5 separate regions of the Mus musculus genome follow, and all the other regions are linked to region 4. The links are chromatin loops, found by intact Hi-C in ENCODE. Cell type or tissue: gastrocnemius. All regions are shown on one strand.

Evidence for each region. Hi-C counts contacts between places; a loop is a spot of excess contacts. Peaks named below come from ENCODE experiments on the same cell type or tissue, not always from the same donor. Only the 100,000 strongest peaks of a DNase experiment are listed, where the experiment ranks them.
Region 1: it touches region 4 in a loop (5-fold over the local background); 14 of 42 quality-filtered maps call a loop at or near these places.
Region 2: a loop joins it to region 4, with 6 times the contacts of the local background. A loop is called at or near these places in 13 of 42 quality-filtered maps.
Region 3: a loop joins it to region 4, with 7 times the contacts of the local background. A loop is called at or near these places in 36 of 42 quality-filtered maps.
Region 5: a loop joins it to region 4, with 5 times the contacts of the local background. A loop is called at or near these places in 2 of 42 quality-filtered maps.

The regions. Positions count from the first base shown.
Region 1 is chr11:89,163,221-89,167,220 of GRCm38, reverse strand. No RefSeq gene overlaps it. Among named protein-coding and RNA genes, the nearest start is that of Gm38759, 44 kb to the right of the region's middle. In gastrocnemius, a CTCF peak has its summit at 1,771 (motif pointing left); DNase peaks (open chromatin) are centred at 1,747 and 3,631.
Region 2 is chr11:89,718,976-89,722,975 of GRCm38, reverse strand. It overlaps a transcript of Ankfn1 not described here. Among named protein-coding and RNA genes, the nearest start is that of Ankfn1, 24 kb to the right of the region's middle. In gastrocnemius, a CTCF peak has its summit at 1,921 (motif pointing right); a DNase peak (open chromatin) is centred at 1,923.
Region 3 is chr11:89,301,299-89,305,298 of GRCm38, reverse strand. It overlaps Nog (noggin), which reads left to right and starts at 2,740. Exons shown (of 1, transcript NM_008711.2): 1 at 2,740-4,000. The coding sequence starts at 3,279. The coding sequence ends at 3,977. In gastrocnemius, a CTCF peak has its summit at 1,657 (motif pointing right); DNase peaks (open chromatin) are centred at 2,776, 3,214, 3,557, 3,858 and 2 more places; H3K4me3 peaks cover 2,353 bases; H3K27ac peaks cover 1,642 bases.
Region 4 is chr11:89,098,252-89,102,251 of GRCm38, reverse strand. No RefSeq gene overlaps it. Among named protein-coding and RNA genes, the nearest start is that of Gm38759, 21 kb to the left of the region's middle. In gastrocnemius, a CTCF peak has its summit at 1,568 (motif pointing left); DNase peaks (open chromatin) are centred at 1,093 and 1,572; H3K4me3 peaks cover 1,107 bases; H3K27ac peaks cover 2,591 bases.
Region 5 is chr11:89,184,222-89,188,221 of GRCm38, reverse strand. No RefSeq gene overlaps it. Among named protein-coding and RNA genes, the nearest start is that of Gm38759, 65 kb to the right of the region's middle. In gastrocnemius, no CTCF peak of the experiment used is centred here; DNase peaks (open chromatin) are centred at 758, 1,201 and 2,189; H3K4me3 peaks cover 1,414 bases; H3K27ac peaks cover 1,672 bases.

The DNA.
Region 1 (4,000 bases), 65 kb before region 4:
ATGGGGGGAAAATGTCAGCTCTTCACTCAGCTTCCCAAAAGCCTTATCCTCAAGCCAGAGGAGGCCACAGAAGGCCTGGCATTTTGAACATAAGAGCCCAGACCTATACTTAACAGGGGATGAATCCCAGGAATGCCCCAACTAGGAGTTGGTGCTTGTTTTTGTCTAAAGGCCTAGAGAACCCAACCATCCACTTGACAGAGACTTGGGGTCTGCCGCTGGACTCCATGGAGATGCTTTCTGTCTGATCACTGGTTGTTGAGGGAGAGTATTTTCATGATGGTTCTAGCAAGAGCATCAGACCTGTAAGGAGTCCCCAGATGGCAGCCCAATGATCTGAACTGAGATATCAGGGCCGAGCATAAAGGGCAAGGGCCATGGGGCAGAAACGAATTCGGCCTTATCAGTTTGGATCAAGCCTCATGGGAAGGTAAGAAGTGAGGAGCCCCCAGAGGTGGGAAGTGTGCAGGATGCTGAGCAAGCAGACACATCCCAGAAGCCTAAGGTCTCTTCAAGGAAGACCCTAGGGAATGCTCAAAGCCATTTGGCTCAAGTATGACTTTTATCAAGCTTTCTCCACTTGGGGCTCCTGTGGGCTCCAGGCAGGCACCCTCAGTGGGCACAGCAGAACGGGATGTCTTGAGCCAATGTACCAATGTGCCAATGTGCCAGTGTTCTAATGTACCAATGTGCCAGGCCTACTCCAGAGGCTACACACTGAACCATGCTGCCCTGTGTCACCTCCTTGCCTACAAAATCAACTACTCCTTCCACCCTGGCTTTTGGAGGATCCAAGACAGCTTGTTCACTATTGCTTGCTCATCTTGTAATAGCCAGTGGGACTTCTCAGGACCACTATCCTGATCTCCCAAGAGATCCGCTGAACAGCCACTTTGATAGTGAGTAATCAGTTCATACTCTGGTATCTACAGGCTATCGAGAGGTCGCAACAAGTACGGGTGCTTGCAGCCAAGACTGATGACCGAATGGACCCTCAGAAATCATGTGTGAGAGAACCGGCTCCCTCTGGCCTCCACATACTGTAAGGCAGCACATAAATTTCTACATGTATGTGCACATACATACCCAGAAACACAGGTTAAAAAGGGCGAGATAACTACCTCTCTCCTGTGTGCCCCTTTGCCCCTAGACAGCCTTCAGCTGATTTTCACTGTCAGAATTACCACTGCCGCCATAGGCCAGCATGTGTCATCATGAAGAGACTGAGGAAATCAAAAGGGAAATGAAAGGCTGGAGATTCATCTCAGTTGGCAGAGGGCTTTCGGGGAAAGGCATAAAGCCCTGGGTTTGGTTCCCAGCACCACGTGAGTTGGGGGTGGTGGCGGCAGAATGGGATGTAGTCTGAGCAGCTGGGAGGTAGGAGCTGGGGGATTAGGAGATCAAGGTCATCCTTGGCTACATAGCAACTTTAGGGCTAGCCCGGGATACATCAGAATGTGAAGGAAAGAAAGGACAAAAGGGAGGCTTACAGATCGGGCCTTGCTCCCTTTGAGTGCCAAGCCATTCTGAGAACTTAGTTCCAGTTACTTAAACTCCTGGCCTCTGTGGAATAGAGATGACAGCTTCTTTGGGAGGTTCAGGACTCAAATGGGGGTGAGTTACAGGACACACAGTTTAAGCAGACGACAACTGTCAGGCGCTGGTAAATTGCAAACCGCAGTAAGGTTTTGCATGAGCCATCCCAAAGCTACCCTTTAAAACAGCCAAGCTTTGGCAAGACTAAATGTCGGGCCAACAGCGCCACCTGGTGGTCAGCATGAGCTCTGGCATATTTCGCTCAAGACCACACTTTTCTCAGCCTGGACATAATGCTCATGTCACAAGAAGACTGTTTCCCCAGAGTCAGTTAAAAGATGCTCCAAAGCTAAGCAGGGAACATTAGCTGACCTATGTATTCATCTCTGAAGAAATAACAGCTGGTATTGTCTCGGAAGATGGAGAGTAGTTCCATCTATCTTAGAAAAGACAATACTCTTCCCCTAGCTTGCTTTTTAATCTGTATAACAAAAATGATACTTTATTTGTAGATATAAAGAATAAGAAAAATATAGGCCCGATGAAAGACATTTGGTAGATGCTCAAGACCATTTTTTAAAATTATATTTGATCCCAACAGGCACCTGGTCTCAATACACCTGAAGCACGCCCCATGTGCCCTGGGAAGACATCCAATCACCCATCCTGTGAACCACATGATATTCCTGCTTCTCACCTTCAGGAGACATGATTCCAAAGCCAGTTCAGTCTAGAAAGTACCTATCAGAGCTACGGTTCCTTAAGAACGGCAAAGGAGAGAGATCATTCACCCTTGCACACAGTCTACAGCGACACTCAGTATTTGAGATACAAAGATTTAATGTGGTCCCCAGCGCCAAGGAGGTTTCGTCTCAACCAGAGAATGATAAAAATAAATACATACTTCATGGATCAAGTGTCCTGTTGAGTTTAATACTCTTTAGGACAGTAACACAGAGGGGGACATAGACAATGAGATCTGGGGGAGTTGGAATGATTTGACCATTTCAATAAGTGTGTGAAACCCTACTGCATCCCAGGCACAGCACAAGGACCTGCAAAACCAAGAATGAAGGGTTCTCACTCTCAACTGGCCTCAGAGAGGCTGTGGTCAGCCTGGGCAAAGAATAGTACGGAAGGGGCACAGCCTGTGCTCAGGACTGCAGAAGACATTAGGGACAGACTGAACGGAAAGAGGCTGAGAAGAAACAAGGCAGGGTTCATCCAAGTTCCTCCACACCGGCCCATGGCCTCTTCTAAACTGCCTCCCTGGCTTGCAGATTCCAGACATGCACTTCCTTTCATTCAACGCCATATTGGAAACTTGCTTGTCCTCCTCTGCCCCCTTCCCCCAAGGGTCCCAGAGATAAAGCTCTCCTATAGAGTCTACTACAGAACCTGTAGGTCTCGACCCCTTTGGGGGTCTGATATCAGATATCCTGCTTATCAGATCTTTACATTACAATTCATCACAGTAGCAAAACGATAGTGGTGCAGTAGCAATGAAATAATGTTGTTTGGGGTAGGGTGGGGGTCACCACACTAAAGGGTTGCAGCATTAGGAAGGTTGTGAGCCACTGGTCTGCAGCCCTTCACTCAGAACGTGCCCAGCAAGCCCCTCCCCCATTCACTCACTACAGCCCTGATGACACCCTCTGCTCCAGCCCTCTAGGTAGGGACTCTTCCCTCCCTCCACAGAGCCTTCTCATTGACGGCCTCTATCTTAAGCTCTTGCCTCGCCACCCCCCCACCCCCACCCCGCCACGTGGAGGAGCTCAGGAAGAGGGGAGCAAGCCAGAGACTCCCCGGATCTCCTCTCATACACTTCAAGAAATGAGAGAGGCAACTACCTGTGCCTCCACCCCCATCCCCGGAAGCTCCATTTCCTGCACACCTACTGTGCACATCCACTCCAGCAGAACAAGGCAATAAAAAAAATAAATTAATTTTTAAAACTTGGGACTGGAATTCATATCCAAGTTTACAACTTCCTAGTCGGATGTGTTTGTACCGCTTACTTAAAACACTTAGGTCCTCTTCCTCATAGATGGGGACTATAGTAAGGATTAAAGAAAATGTGATAGCACAGTCAAAGACTTGGCACACTGCCAGGCACACATGAGAACTCGTTAACCGTTGATATCATGCAACAAGCACTGTTTCTTAAGCATCTACTAGGTGCCGAGTCTGGAACTACAACTGTGAGCTCCCAAAGTCTTGATCCTTGTCTTACAGGGCTTACAGCCAGCAGAGGAAGGGTCACGTAGTCCCTGATGGTGAGCAGTTTGGGGGAGATATGGGTAGTGTTAATAGGGAGCCTAGAATGGCTAAGAGGAAGCAATGGAATTAGATTGGAGTAATGACATTTAAGCTGAGACCAAAAGGATGTGCAGGATGGAGGTGATGATCTGTGGGGACAAAGCCAAAGCCTGCAGGTGGCCAAGAACACTGAGCCACCAGGAAC
Region 2 (4,000 bases), 620 kb before region 4:
CAAAAAACTCTTTACTTTCTTTCTGGAATTTCTATCAGTCAAAAGAACATGCACTCAATTGTCCCCTTTAATTATACTAATGGATTAAAATACCTCCTGGAATGTTCTAGAATATCAGCCCCCACTTAGTACTAAATGGTTAGTCCTCACCAGACCACTCTTGACAGACCAAAACTCTGCTTGGTTGCCCCAGCCTTTGCCTCCTACTGTTTGCTTCTGGTCTCCGTGAGGCCTCCCCACATGCCTAAAGCTCTGTGATGGTTTCTTCCTAGATCTCACATTCTAGTTGGCATGAGAGATGCAAAGAAGTCCCTTGTCAGGTAGCCTCACTTTTCCATATAGCCGTCCATACCCACCCTCTCCCGGTCCTTCAGTCCTCAGTGTCTGAAGGATCCAGTGCTGTCACCAGGTTTGCCATACAGCCTTTGGGGATCATCCCACACTGACACGTCACACTGAGACCCTATCCAACGACACACTGCCTGCGTTTACTTCAGACAGGCAGTTTGGTTAGGTTTCATCTCCTTGACCTCCTTTGGATCTCTTTGACTACACAAAGCAAGCTCCTGTCCATGGCTTATCATTGTATCGCCAGCAATGTGCCTTGCTGAACCAAGAGCTACCAGCAACCAACTGACTGGAATTATTTCCAGTCCAACAGGGCAAAGAGCAAAGAGATTGGGAAAGAACAGGGCAGCAAGGGGACTGAGGAGACAAGAGGTGACACTAGAAGTCTCATGGAAGCAAATGTGGTATAGGGACACCTAGAAGTTATCCAGGTACTTCTCATGTGCCAAATACCAGCTAAGCCATGTGCTCGTTTTATTTTAAGGTAGCCTGATGAAGTAAGTGACCCTGCAATAGTCTCCATTTGACAAAGGTTTGCATAGGAAGATACATAGAGGTCATTTGCCTGTCACTATATATATATATATATATATATATATATATATATATATATATATATATATATATGTATGTATATATATATATATCCATAGTATATACACCAGCGCTATGAATGGGAGCAGAACAGACAATATGCCAATGCATTGGCTAAGGCACACAATGAAATGGCATCCAGGCAGCTTGAGATGTGACTGTGGTAGTGCTGGACAAGGCTGGGAAGGTGGTCTGGGGACAGATGAGGGTCATGTTTTTCCTTCCCAAGAATAAAGAGTACAAAGACACAGAGAAGAAATACTGAGTCATATTTGCACTTAGGAGTATTACTGATGTGCTGTCTCTGGCCTGGCCCTGGGGCTGATCTCGAATAGGGAGTGAGGTTGCCAGCCAGTGCCCCTGGACAGCTCTGTGGGCCCAGGAACTCACTGCAAAGGCACACTCTGGAGAATAAAACTGCTGGTGATGCCCAGAGTGGACCAAATAAAAGTCAAATACCACATTCAGTCCTCCAGTGGTGTTTTTGCTATTAAATTAAGTCTGGAAAAAATATAATTGTCTTTGGATTTGATTTGAGAGATTTGGGGGTGTTGAATACTCAGAGAAGGGAGCAAGGCTATTTCTTGAAAGATTCTTTGACTCGCTCCCTCTGACAGATGACAGCAGATCACAGTGGAGGCATGCAGTCTTTAAAGAGATCCACCCCTCACCCTGGCACAACCATCCCAGAAAAATAGAGGGGGAGGGGAAGCTCTGTCCTAGGTTCCAGTATTTTATTGCTACATTCCTTGGATGGCCCCGTCTGTTTACCTTCAGCTGAGTTTAGACTTGGTGTTCTCTGTGGCCGCTGGCATCAGCCACAGAATTCTTTCATGTCTATTACTTTATTAAGGAATGTAAAAGCCACATACAGACCGACCTGGGGGCACAACACTAAGAGACACAAATAAGCCTGAATTTGCTCACAAAGAGCCTAAGGGAGGTTTCACACCGCCTTCTCCCAGATGGACTGCAAGTCCCCCGGTGACCACAAGGGGGCACTCTTAACACTTGCTCCTCAGCCCAATTAATAGTACCATTTTGAAGAATGTATAGAGCAGAAACAGCACTGAGCTTTAAGACTGGTCCTGATGCAAGCTGGGTGGGTAAAAGAGTTCACTCTCCTTATGAAGGATCCATACTTCTTTTTTAAAGTTTCACTGATTAGAAACGGAGTCTCAAAATTAGGTTAAGTGCACAAATAAGTCCTTTGTACAGTGTCTTGACTCATCGGTCATAAATGTCCCAAAGAGAGCTATTATTTGTGCATCTACTCTGAGTTCTTTCTGCTTCTTAAATAAGCACTGGGGCTAGGTTGGGCCTAACTTACAGCACAAGGGTGTAGGTGTAGAATGAGTCTCTACAGTGGATGTTATCTCATGAGATGAGCAATGACTGGTGTTTTTTCGACCATTTGTTTTCACCATATGGTGTAGACGTGGGAAAGGGGCAGGATGGTGAACCATTGACATCTAGTACATAGAGGAAGGGCAGGATTTGAACCTATATTCGTGCAGCCTTCCCATCAAACAAGAGAACACAATTCAGGACCTAGTTTTCACAATGGAAAGATGTTCTCATTATGGAGAGAATCACACATCAGCCAAACTGAGGAAGCCCCGTCCTTTCTTCAGAACCTACATGCTGACAGATTGGGGAGTCATGTAATGCTTGATTAGTCCTTGGGCCATGTGGTCCTTCAAGAAGCGCTTCAGACTCAGTATCTTTAGTCCATTTTTATATCACTGGCAAAACCATGTAAAACTAGATATTCATTCCAAAGCTGGCTAGGCATAGCTAATATTTGCACATAGGCCATATGCCCCACAGTGGCAGCAAAGGTTCGGAGAAGTGTTGCAGTAAAGAGCCTTATGCCACTTAACTTAATCTGGGTATTCTGATATTCTCATATAACCACAAAAACCTATGGGGCTAGCATCCATGATGCCCCCTGGAAGCTGTTCAGGAGAAAACATGGAAAGTCTTGAAGCTGCAGAGAAGGGATAGCCTCGACGGATCGAGGGAACAGGGCAGACTATTTAAAGCACAACTATTGGTCCCATGGTCACAGGTATTGGGATAAAAACTGAAGTTGCCTTAGTGGTCTGTCTCAACTATTTTTAGAGCTGTGTATGTGTGCCTGTGTTTGTATAGACTACGTATAAATATATATAGCTTAGCTGTGAGGTTAGATGCTGGGTGGGGTGGGGCGCGGGAGAAGGAGGGATCTTCCTTTCTATACAGATGTGATCGGTATCCTGTGGGACAAGGGGAAGGTCTGTGAGTTTAGGGGATTTTTGCTACCTTCCATTGCTGCCAGACTCTCCATGATGCCAGAACCACGTGTATGCTTGGTGGAAACACCTGGGCTCCTTATTTCTATGACACCCCACCCTTTGGAGATGTTTCCCCATCACCTACCTCCCTGAATTAGGTTCCCTCAACCCATCCCCTCTTCTCAACCTGCTTCATCACCCAAAACACTCCCCTCACCATCATTACTATCCATATGCTGGATTCACTTAGACCTTTCTGTGCGATGAATTAAATAACTCAGGGGAAAATTAGTGATGTCTTTTCAACATTCTAATTTAGTTCTACATTCTCAGAGCATGTTTGAAACTCTCTAAAGACACCCTATTTTTGAGAAAACTACAATTACGTGTATTTTTTAATTGTTGAAAAAAAACTGTGTGGGAGCTGTTTTGAAATCCTTGAAATGAAACGCAAGATTATTTTCTGAGCTAGAACTTGAATCTGCGGCTTTCTTTTTAATTGTCACATCTAGGGTGATTTTTAAGTAAATAAGAGCACAAGGTTCATATTATTTTAAATGTATATTGTATTTGTCTTCTCAGCGCTGTGGTTTTTCGGCCTGTGAATGGCATCACAGTATGTAGACAGCCCGTTAAGCAGCCTGTTTGGGTAAGGAAACCCTTAGACCAGTACAATGGTGCATTGCTCCGTGTGTCCCTTCTAATATGGTTAGAATTCTACAACCTAAATGATCATTTGTTGAACAAATTCATGCTTTTATTAGTCAAAATACAGAGAAAAC
Region 3 (4,000 bases), 200 kb before region 4:
ATAAAATAGTAATAAATTTAAAATAGTAATAAATTTGACAATTAAAAGAAAAACCCACAGGTGATTTGAAGGAAAAACGAAAGAAAAAACATCGCACAGTAAGTGAGCAATAGCTAGAACTTAACCCTGTCTCGGGAGAGCTGGGCTGGAGTTTATCTCCTCAAGTCTTTACCAGGAAAAAAATTTTTTTCTCTTAGTTGATTCTCAGCAGTGACAAAATTGCTCTGGAACATTTAATCTTCATGAGACAGCAAACGAATGCCAAACCACCATAAAACATATCAAAAAGCAAAGTCTGGGAGACCGTCTCAGATTATGTGCAAACCAGACTACTTTTTTAATTTTTAAAATTAGATTTATTGATTTTATTTTATGTGTGAGGCTTTTGCCTGCATACAAGTCTGTGTAACACTTGCATGCTTGGTGCCCACAGAGGTCAGAAAAGGCCATCAGATGTCCTAGAACTGGAGTTAAGGATGGCTGTGAGCCACCATGCTGGGAAAAGAACCCTGGTCCTCTGCGAAACAGTCGGTGCCCTTTACCACTGAGTCACCTCTCTAACCCTAAGACCTAGACCAATTTTTAAAAAACAATGATTGTTCCTAAATTGTTCCTATTTGTTCTTGAGGGTGTCCTAGAACTCACTGTGCAACTCAGGCTGGCCTTGAACTCATAATCCCCTCTCCCCAGCCTCCCATATGCAGGGACCACACTGATCCCAGTAGGTCACTTTTTTCTCCAGTGGTGACCAAAGCAAGACCTTGTTATAGACAGAACCCAGAGAGTCTAATTCTACTTGTCTAGTCATTACAGCTGTGGGAAGTGTTCACACCTGAAACTGGGCATCTCTCTCTATGGCTGAGGTCTTGCAGAAAAGTCATACAATGCAGTGCTTTCCCCCCTTAGGGGACTAGAAGGAAAACTAGACCTTCTAGTTTTGTTTGACCTTCTAGTTTTGTTTGACCAAACACACTAGACCTTCTAGTGTGTTTGAGGCTGTGACACTGGGAATGCCTAACTCCCACTCCTGGTGAATTCCAGGACATTCACTCCAGATATCTCTCCTCCACCCCTATCCAGATGGGATCACGTCACCATCATAAAGGACTCTGAGCTCGGTCTTGACCCAGCTCTTCCTCCAAAGGAAAACAGTTCCCATTTCTCATCAAAGGGTTTATTCCTTCTTTTCAATAAGCAGTGTCCCTTTGCTGGGCTGAATTTGGATTAGTGACCTAACTCAGTTGTTAGAACTATAAGATGGTTGGGGGGGGGGGGGAACTTAGGTCACTAATCCAAAAACTAAAGTTTAGAGTGCCACCCAAGCGACTTACCCAAGGTCTACATAGATGTGCCAGAGTGGACAGCATCCAGAACTAGGGTACCTTATTTCTAGTATACATTTCCTTTTCTAGTCACCACTCTCTGCCCACTGAGGCTGTTTGCCCCAGCCAGATGATGCAAACCTGTGTACTTGTGAAATCGAAGTACCTTGGAGGAAAATCTCAGGATCTTTGTTTACACTAAGTCTGGAGATCTATGAGAAAGCATTCAAAAGCATAAAGTGCCTGTCAGTGTGTAAATATGGCACAGATGCGCACACACACACACACACACACACACCAGCCAGAACTAAATGCAGGGATCACAAAGGGCCAGCAGAGGGCGCGCCGCCCCCAGGGAGGTGAGAGCTAGTTGTACCAAGCAGCGAAGATTAGGAGAGCCACAGGCTAGGAGGATGTACCTCTATCTCCCCGCCACTCACCCGGTAGGACTAGGCGAAGGAGGAGGGTGAGAAGACCCCCGACTCCCCGCTTCGTGGATCTGAGGGGCAGAGAAGGGGTGCTACCTAGAAATTACATCACGCTGCGCAACGCTGCGGCTCTTGGTGTGTGTGTGTGTGTGTGTGTGTGTGTGTGTGTGTGTGTGTGTGTGTGTGTGTGTGTGTGTTGGGGGGAGGGGACTTACCCCAAGCCCGAGAGAGAGAGAGAGAGAGAGAGAGAGAGAGAGAGAGAGAGAGAGAGAGAGAGAGAGAGAGAGAGTGTAAAAAAGACACGCACCCGGGAAAATGCTCCATGCACATGGAGAAATTTCTTGCTAGGAACTGCACTGGAAACCGGGCCCCCGGCATCTCCCTGCTGCTCCCCTCCCGGTACAAATCACTCAGCTAGTGAGAGTCCCCCAGCCCCACCTCGACAACCCCACACCCCTCAACTCCAGCCCTGCACCCTCCAGCCTGGCTCCAGCGCCGCCACGAGCTTTCCCCGGGACTGGCCCTGGCGGGGCGCCTAGAGCCCCATTGCATTGCTCCAGGAGAAAGGAGGGGGGCGGTGCATTTTGTAGGAGGAGGAGAACCGGGGCGGGGGTTGGGGGGGGGAGAGAAAATTGCGCGGAGACCTGCCAAGCGCCACCGCCGCCGCCGCCACCGCCGCTGCCGCGCCGCCGCCGCCTGTGAGCTCCGGCGGGCAGCCTGACTGTCGGCTTCCCGGGGCATCTGGGTCCGGCGGGGCACAGTCCTGGGCGCTGCCGGAGCCGCCGCCGCCGCCGCCGCCGCGGCGACCAGTGCAGTCGCTTTCCCCCCGAGCCCGTGCGTCTCCGGCTCCTCGCGGGTGGAGGAGTTGGGGGTGGGGTTGTTGTTTGGGGGGAAGAAGGGGGAGGGGGCAACGCGGAGAGAGAGTCAGTGGTTTCCATGGTGATGGAGCTGAAAGTGCAGGAAATTTAAAGGCTTGGACCCTGCGAGACAGACAAACCGGTGCCAACGTGCGCGGACGCCGCCGCCGCCACCGCCGCCACCGCCGCTGGAGTCCGCCGGGCAGAGCCGGCTGCGCTGCCCGGAGCAGGCAGAGAGAAGTGGCCCAGGACCCGCTCTACCGGAGGCTCCGCACAGAGAAACAAGACGCCGAGCGACCGGAGGAGGAGGAGGGAAAAGGCTCGTCCACGCGCCCTGCGCCGCCGGCAGCCCGGGAGAACAGCGAGGAGCCGGCGCCCCCAGCGCCCCACGGTCGCGCTGGAGTAATCTCGGATGCCCGACCGCGGCCGCCTTCCCAAGTAGAGCGGCGGGGGGGAATTGCGACCAACTCGTGCGCGTCTTCTGCGCCGCGGCGGGAGCCGGCGCTGCGCGAACGGCTCTCCTCGCGGCTCATGCTGCCTGCCCTGCGCCTGCTCAGCCTCGGGTGAGCCACCTCCGGAGGGACCGGGGAGCACGGCAGCGCCGCGGACTCGGCGTGCTCTCCTCCGGGGACGCGGGACGAAGAGGCAGCCCCGGGGCGCGCGCGGGAGGCATGGAGCGCTGCCCCAGCCTGGGGGTCACCCTCTACGCCCTGGTGGTGGTCCTGGGGCTGCGGGCAGCACCAGCCGGCGGCCAGCACTATCTACACATCCGCCCAGCACCCAGCGACAACCTGCCCCTGGTGGACCTCATCGAACATCCAGACCCTATCTTTGACCCTAAGGAGAAGGATCTGAACGAGACGCTGCTGCGCTCGCTGCTCGGGGGCCACTACGACCCGGGCTTTATGGCTACTTCGCCCCCTGAGGACCGACCCGGAGGGGGCGGGGGACCGGCTGGAGGTGCCGAGGACCTGGCGGAGCTGGACCAGCTGCTGCGGCAGCGGCCGTCGGGGGCCATGCCGAGCGAGATCAAAGGGCTGGAGTTCTCCGAGGGCTTGGCCCAAGGCAAGAAACAGCGCCTGAGCAAGAAGCTGAGGAGGAAGTTACAGATGTGGCTGTGGTCACAGACCTTCTGCCCGGTGCTGTACGCGTGGAATGACCTAGGCAGCCGCTTTTGGCCACGCTACGTGAAGGTGGGCAGCTGCTTCAGCAAGCGCTCCTGCTCTGTGCCCGAGGGCATGGTGTGTAAGCCATCCAAGTCTGTGCACCTCACGGTGCTGCGGTGGCGCTGTCAGCGGCGCGGGGGTCAGCGCTGCGGCTGGATTCCCATCCAGTACCCCATCATTTCCGAGTGTAAGTGTTCCTGCTAGAACTCGGGGGGGCCCCCTGCCCG
Region 4 (4,000 bases):
CCCTGCCTGGTGCTTGCCAGATTCTAGAACTGGAGGTCTACTAGTTACCCCAACACACACCCAGGCTCCACCCGCCAGTCTATAAAGTGATCATGATGGGAAGATGGAATCCTTGGCCGGATCTCCTGGTATCCGTGTGAAATAAGAGAAAGCAGAGAGAGTCCAGTTGATGTGGAATTCACTCGGTATGCATTGGCCAATAGTTGCAGTAGAGGAATTAAGGCTATTGTTCTTTAATCTTTTCATCTATATTTCTATTATCATTATTGTTGTGGTTGTTGTTATTCCCTACTGCCGATGAAAATGTATCAGGCATCGTACCTGAGATACAAAGAAGAATGTGGCAGGGCTGGAGAGATGGCTCAGTGGTTAAAGGGCACTGACTGCTCTTCCAGAGGTCCTGAGTTCAATTCCCAAGCAACCACATGGTGGCTCACAGCCATTTGTAATGGGGCCCAATGCATTCTTCTGGTGTGTGTCTGAAGACAGCTACAGTGTAGTCATATAAATAAAAATAAGTAAATCTTTAAAAAAAAGAGAATGGGGCAGCCTAGCCAGTCTTCGGGTGCTCACTGTATGTGATTCAAGTTCAGAGAAAGTTCATCATTAACCCAATGGCAGGCAGGTGGAATTCTTAAAGAACTAGAAAAGATGTGATGGAGGATGACAAAGAAGCCGAGGCAAGGAGACGGCTTATCCCTGTCCCACCTGGCCAGCCAGCGGTTGGACTCGAGGATAAAAATCAACACAGCCCAGATTCTGCGTATGTTCCAAGCTCCGGCCCTGAAGTCTTATTTCCAGAGGCCATTCTTGACAAAGGGATAACTAATTGCCAAAACGAAACCAGATCAAAGTGGATAGTTTTCTTTTTATGCCCAGTGATTTGTCTAGTTAGCCAGACTGGGGATAAAACCGAATGTGTCACTGTACGGAGATACCAGAAAGTGAAAGGCGAGGGAAGCTCGCTCGAGGCAGGACTTCTTATCCGCCCCGCCGCCCCTTCCAAGAGTCTCCTCGGGTGGAATCCTGTAGTCTGTCTCCTGGGAGCGGTTCGCTCTCCAGAAAATATGACACTATTTCCTGCCCTTGTTTGTTAACACACCCCGTCACCATCCGCCTCGGTTTCATGTAACTGCCAAGCGGTATTAACACCCTCCTCCTCGCTGAGGCAGAAAATAGAAAAGGAAGAATTCAACAGACACCCCCTTCCCCCGTGTCATCCTCAGAGGCACCAAGATAACCAGGCCAGAAACCACAATTGGAGCTATGCTCCCTCCGCCCAGGCACGCTAAAGACAGCCAGTTTAACCACCTTCTGCATTTTCCTTCAAAGAGAAAGTGTGTTATTTAGGCTATTTAGACTCTCTTCCTTGCAACAGAGAAATTTTTTCTGTTGTTGTTGTTGTTGCTGCTGCTGCTGCTGCTGCTGCTGCAGTGGTGGTGATTTTTTGTTTTGTTTGTTTGTTTTGTTTTGTCCAAATACAAAGCAAGAGGGGGAACTGTCAGCAGGAGTCTGCAACAATCAGGTGAGCCGCCCGCTGGCGCCTGCAGCGGAGACACACTGACCCCTAGTGGCCAGCCGAGCCCTTACAGTCCTGGGCCCACCCTTGCTCAGTAAACTAGCCCTTGTCACAGGCAATCCCCGAGTGCGCCTTGAGTGGGTGTGGCCCGTGCTGTGTCTCCACCACCTGACCCAGCATACTTATGCACACGTGCACTCACACACTCCTTTTCCCTTTTTCCTTCTGAACAATAGAAGCAATTTTCCCTCCTTTAGACCATTCCAGAGAACAATTTCCTAGGTACCTTAGGAGTGGCTCCTAGGCTCAGCAGGTTTCTAAATTCTGGGGGAGTTCATAAGAAAGGTAAGTGTGAGTCGGGCGTGGTGGCGCATGCCTTTAATCCCAGCACTTGGGAGGCAGAGGCAGGTGGATTTCTGAGTTCGAGGCCAGCCTGGTCTACAAAGTGAGTGCCAGGACAGCCAGGGCTATACAGAGCAACCCTGTCTCAAAAAGACCAAGAAAAGAAAAGAAAAGAAAAGAAAAGAAAAGAAAAGAAAAGAAAAGAAAAGAAAAGAAAAGAAAAGAAAAGAAAAGAAAAGAAAAGAAAAGAAAAGAAAAGAAAAGAAAAGAAAAGAAAAGAAAAGAAAAGAAAAGAAAAGAAAAGAAAAGATAAATGTGTGTCGTCCCCCCCCACCCTCACCCCACCCCACCCCCATATAACCCGGGGCTGGGGAGATGGTTCAGTGAATAAGAGCACTTCCTGCTCAGGTATGAGGATCTGAGTTCCAATCTCTTAGCACCCATGTGAAAACCAGAAAGAGTGCTGAAGTGATTAAAGCACTGGCCGTCCAAACATTGAGTTTTGATAAGGTAGAACCCACGGAAACGCCAGGTGGGTACCCCACCCCACCCCCTGTTACCGGTGACCTCCAGAGGGAGCTGGCTAGCCTGTGGGTGAGCTCTGAGTTCAAGTGAGAAATCCTGCCTCCATTAATATAGTGGAGAGTCTCTAAGGACGTTTCTCAGGCTTCCACACATGCAAACACCCATGTACACACACATGTATACATGAAAAAGATAATTTAAAAAAAAAAAGGATCCAGGTGCGCCTGTAAACCCAGCATTAGTGGGAGGGTGGTGGGGAACCACAGGTATACATACACACACATATACACACACTTTTTAAATTATCCATGTGCCATCTATACGGAGTTAGAACTATACCACCATTTCACAGATGAGCAAACTGAGACCTAGAAAGGCTTAATAATTAAGGGAGGATGTGTCCAGCAGTAAACCCAGGTAGCCTATCTCTCAGCCACTGCACTTGCCTCTATGGTTTGTGGGTAGATACCAACAAAGAAGAGATCGTGGCAGGGTGTGGCAGGGCTCTAGATTCCCAAGCTCTTCTCCGTGTGTCCCCTTTAAGCCCAAGGAGTAAGGACCAGAACAATGCAGGATGAAGCCATAGAAAGAAGTGATGTGCAGTAGGCAGCATAGTGGGTCCTTGGCTTCACAGAACATCACTCATTTTCAGAGCCTCAGGCCTGGCAATGCAGGGCGTTCAATCAAACCTGAGCTAGACAAAGTTTGAAGAGAAGGTTCTAGCAAAATGGAGGAGCAAGGGGGGCGGCTCAGAGCTCCGGGAACCATAATGCTGAGGGGGAAACAGACCTCATACTCTGGGGAGTTGCGGGGGGGGGGGGAGGGTCGAGCACACCCTCACTCTCTTTCATCTTGGAGCTAGTACGAAGGAGGTGAGGGAAACCTCAGCTCAGCCCACACACTGCCCTGAGGCACATCTGAAACCAGGATCCATTCTCCTTCATTTTTCATTTCATAGAAGTCTTACTACACAGAAGTAAATAGAACCACTCGGGTTTTTTTTTTTTTTTTTAATGTTTTCACCATGTACTGTATGTCTCTGTGGAGTAGGGGAAGGTATACGTGTGCTGTAACCCACATCTGGAGGTCAAAAGACAACTTGCAGGTGTCTGTCCTTTCCTTCCACCATGTGGGTGCCAGGGATTGAACTCGGGCCGTAAGCCTTGCCGCAAAGCCCCTCGGCCCACTGAGACAACTCAGAATCCCACCAGCCTTGGGTTTTTTTTTTTTCCTTGAAAAAAATGCAAGTCTCTAACAAATGGCCTCAGTCAGTGCCTCAAGGTTCCTGGGTAATGAGCAGAGAGCCTGCACACCCTGAGCCAAGCAAGCTGTCTACCCTTTCTGTGACTGTCAGTCAGGCCCCTCACAGGGTGGGAACGCAGCTACCTGCTCCCCCACACACACACACCCTCTAGCTGTTCTGTAAGGCCTGTTCCTGTCTGCAGACCTTTACCCGAGCCGTTCCCTCAGCCGAGAGTGCCCTTCCTGTACATGGATCTTCACGAGGTTGGCTCCTTCCTGTCATTCCGGTGTCAGCTCAAGTGTCACCTCCTCCGAAAAGCCTTCCCTGTGCAGCCAACCTAAAATAGCCTTCCAGTTACCCACGGTTGCATC
Region 5 (4,000 bases), 86 kb before region 4:
TAAGCGCATGTGACCCGCCCATGTTAGGGGATTTGCCTCAAGCCACATAGTAGTAAAGGCTAATGAACTTATAGCCAGGGCTCCTGATTGCAAGGGTGTAGCAGGTTCTGTTGTTGAGTCTTACGGGAGGATAGTGATTGGAACAGTTTAGACTCGGTCCTCATTAAGTGGTGAGCAGCATATAATTCAGTTTACGTCTTCATGAAAGCCTGGGGGAACAGGCGCTGTCCACAGGTGAAGAAGGCTGTGATGAGGCTCAGAGGTGAGGAACCTCACTGGGGCTCACACGGCTTCTGTTGATGGAATCAGGACCTGCAAATCTGAGCTGCTGCACCATTTGACCAGTGAGCAAGTACCAGCCAAGGAGAACCCACAGTGTCCCAAGGAGGTCGCTTTATCCCTTTGAGCCAAGATTTCTGACCAGGTTAATGTGTGGAGCGTGAGGAGTGTGGCTGTGCCAGGAGTAACAAGGTGAGGAAAGGAAAGAGAGGCAAGCCTCATCAGCTACCCTCCGTCGCTACCTTCCCACGCAGGGAGCCCATGACTATCTGTCTCAACTAAGACACCAGCACACTGGATTTCCTCATTTTCTCCTTTACCTTCAAACTCCCCACCTCTTCATCAGTAGTTAAACCAGCCTCGCAGACAAGTACGAACCGTGCCAGCCCACCCTCCCCTCGGGCGGCAAAGGAAATGAACTTGGCATTTCTAGAGTCCTCACCTGGCATGAATCACGAGGCAGCCCCAAGGGACCAGGGGCAAGGCTGCCTGTCAGGCTGACGGGCCATCTCAGCTTCCCTCCCCGCATGGAAAAAGGAAGGTGCTTACAGAAGAAAAAGTTGGACTGCTGGCTATGGCCCAAAAATGACAGAGGCCCCTCGCTGCCGCTGGCTGCCCCTGGCCCAGGGAACAATAGGGAGGCGCTGTCAGGAAGTGACGCTGAAAATGTCATCCCCCTTGTACCTCCTTCAGCCCCTGGCTAAAGGAGGTTCCTGGAGGGAATATTTTTAGTTTGACAAATGAAAGCCTGGGACCGAGGACAGGAGGGATTAAGGGAGCTCTTCTCTGACACTCCTGGAGACGGAGAGATGATGAGTCAGACACAGAGGGCTTAGGCGCGACTTCGCAAGACATTCCTCAGGCGTGAGCACAGGCAGGCAGCCTCTGGAATGCCTCCCGCTGGCCGCCAGCCGGCCCTGGGCGGCGGGTGAGGAGGGGCTGGCCTGGAGAGCAGCTTCTCCGCCCTCCCCTTGGCACACTGTTGGACAGCAGCTTTGGGAGATCAAAGAGGCCGCCCCAGTGGCTTTCCGGAACTGGGATTCAAAACCCGGGGTGCACTGGGTTCGAAGCCAGCCTTTGCTGCTTCCTGGCTGGTATGGTTGGTGGTTCCTCATGTCTTCTTCTATCTCCAGTCGTCTCATCTACCAGCAGGGAATGTATTTCTGCCCCAAGAAGATGTGGAGAGGAGGTTGCAGCTTTGAAAAGGCATAGAGGGCCTGGAGAGATGATTCAGTGTATAAGAAATCTTGCTCCACAAACATGACGACCTGAGTTTGAAATCCCAGCACGCAGTTAAAACGCCGGGCATAGTTCTATGTGCCTGGAACCGGTGCACTAGAGGATGCAGAGGCAGATAGATTTCCCACACTGAGAGTGTCCAGCTGAGAGAGAGTGAGCTTCAGGTTCAGTGAGAGAGTCTATCTCAAGGCAGTAAAAGGAACATACCCAAAATCCTGCTCTGGCCTCTGCATGTGCACACATAGGCACAGACACCTGCATGCTCCTATGTGCACACACACACATACATACACACACACACACACACACACACACACACACACACACACACGTACAGGACACACACTGATATAAAGTCACCCCAGACACGGAACCCAAATCTCTCACCACAAAGAGAAGCACTTGCCATTTAGTGAGTGCTCTCTTATAAGTCACTCTGTGATCAGAGTCCTATCGCTCAACAGCTCTGGGAAGTGTACGTCATGTTCCCTTCCTTCTCACAGACACAGACCCTAGGAAGGTTCTCTGGCTTGCCTCAGGTTGTAGGGCTAACCTCTGAGATGCTGGCATAGACGGGCTCTGCCTGACTCTGAAACCCGCATCTCATGTCTCCGTGCTAGAGAATCACTGGGCACAGAGCCAGAGTGCAGACTCAAGTAGCAGGTGGGAGCAAAGGAATTGCCTGGGCTGGAGCCTGGGCCCTTGGCAGCTGGCCACTATCATTGTCACAGACCCAGGGCAATCAGTGGGCAGCCAGGAAGGTGCGGGGGGGGGGGGGTTCTTTTAAAGTCAGAACCTGCTCACTTGGGGAGAAGAGAGACTGAGGCAGCCAGCAGGCCCTAGCTGGCTTCTCACTTTTCAAACAGCTGGCTTGGGTGGGTGCTCCCAGGGACCAAGTCACTGAATAAATTCTACAACCCCCCCCCCAAAAAAAAGCAAGTCCATGCTGAGCCACCCATCCCATAGTCCACACATGGCCTACCAACTACGGCTTGGCTTTCCCAGGAGTATGGTGTGACTTTCCCAGGAATACTCAGAGGCAACGCAAGTGTACTACTTCTCAGAAATGTCAGGAGAAAGATTTTTGTCCTGAAATTAATATCATTTCCCTCGTTAGCACCCTCCATTTAAGTAGGTCAATCCGTCTCTTTAACTCATTTTTGTCCCCTCATGGGACGTTGATAGACCTATTTTGTTTTAAACTAAAAATAAAAGGTAGTCCGTGAATTCAATTATTTTCTTTGTTTGGAGGACATAAAGAATGAAGGGGAGGGAAGGAAAGGGAGGGAAAAGTGAAGAAAGTTACATGTTGTGGTAAATATTATTTGGGGGTTCCTATCCCACCTTAGGTTGCTTGGTTTCCAAATTGAAGACACAAACCTTTATGTTTATAATAACCTTAACACACCAGAGCTGCTATTCTGTCTACTTTCCTGTCATCAACCCCAGTATATCACTTGTCATATTCCATCTGGGCCATTCCTACTGCAACAGGCTGGCCTTCGTGGCTATGCGCTCACATTCTATCTATCTCATGGCAATTCTGTCTTCTCCTCCCTCTTCTCCCTACTCATGGTTCCTGCCTCAGTCCCCAAGCCCAGGAACCTAAGCCCTGCCTACCCCTTTTCTGCCCAACTACAGGCTGTAGGCGTCTTTATTGACCAATCATGGGTAACTTGTGGGGCAAGGTTTATACAACAAAAGCTTGTATATGCGAGAATCTGCTCATCTTGAAGCCACCGAATCTTGGGGTACAGAACTGAGCCTTTGTATACAAGCAGCTTCAGACCAACCCACTAGAGTTAAAGAGGAAAGGAAGTTAGTTAAGATGGGAAGAGGAAGGGGAGAGGGGGAGAGAAGAGGTTTCTCAGAGTCCTCAGATTGTCACATCACACTCCACTTGTTAGCAGGAAGGACTAACTCTCCTATAGCCACTAAAGGCCATGAGACTTCTAATAGGTCCACTCTTTATTCTCCCAAGGAATCTCACCCCCCCCATACACATCCTGGAAAGGTGGGTACAGGTGGTGTCCCTGTCTCATTCTCTTATTTTGTGTCACTCTGGAAGACCTAGATGGAATCTCCTCCGCGATTCAAGATTCTAATGACCCCCCTAAGCTCCTGTGTTTGAGGACTTCTCTCCAGGTGACTATGCTGTCCGGGAAGGTTGTAGAACTTCGGGGCATGGGACTTGGCTAGCAGATGTTGACCACGAGGAGTGGGAACCTTAAGGATACAGCCTGGCTCTGCTTTCGGCTGGCTCTGCCTTTCTGATCCACCAAGATGAACCTCTCTAGCCACCATGACTTCTCCAGCAGAATAGACTGTACCCTAAAAAACTGTGAGCCAAAATCAGCCTCCCTACCTTCAAGGGATCCCTCTGACCACTATGTTGTTGCTGTGATGAGGAAAGTGACTCACACAGGGAGCAAGTGGCCTGCTTTGACCTGATGGCCGTGGAGTGCATCTACCACTAAAATGA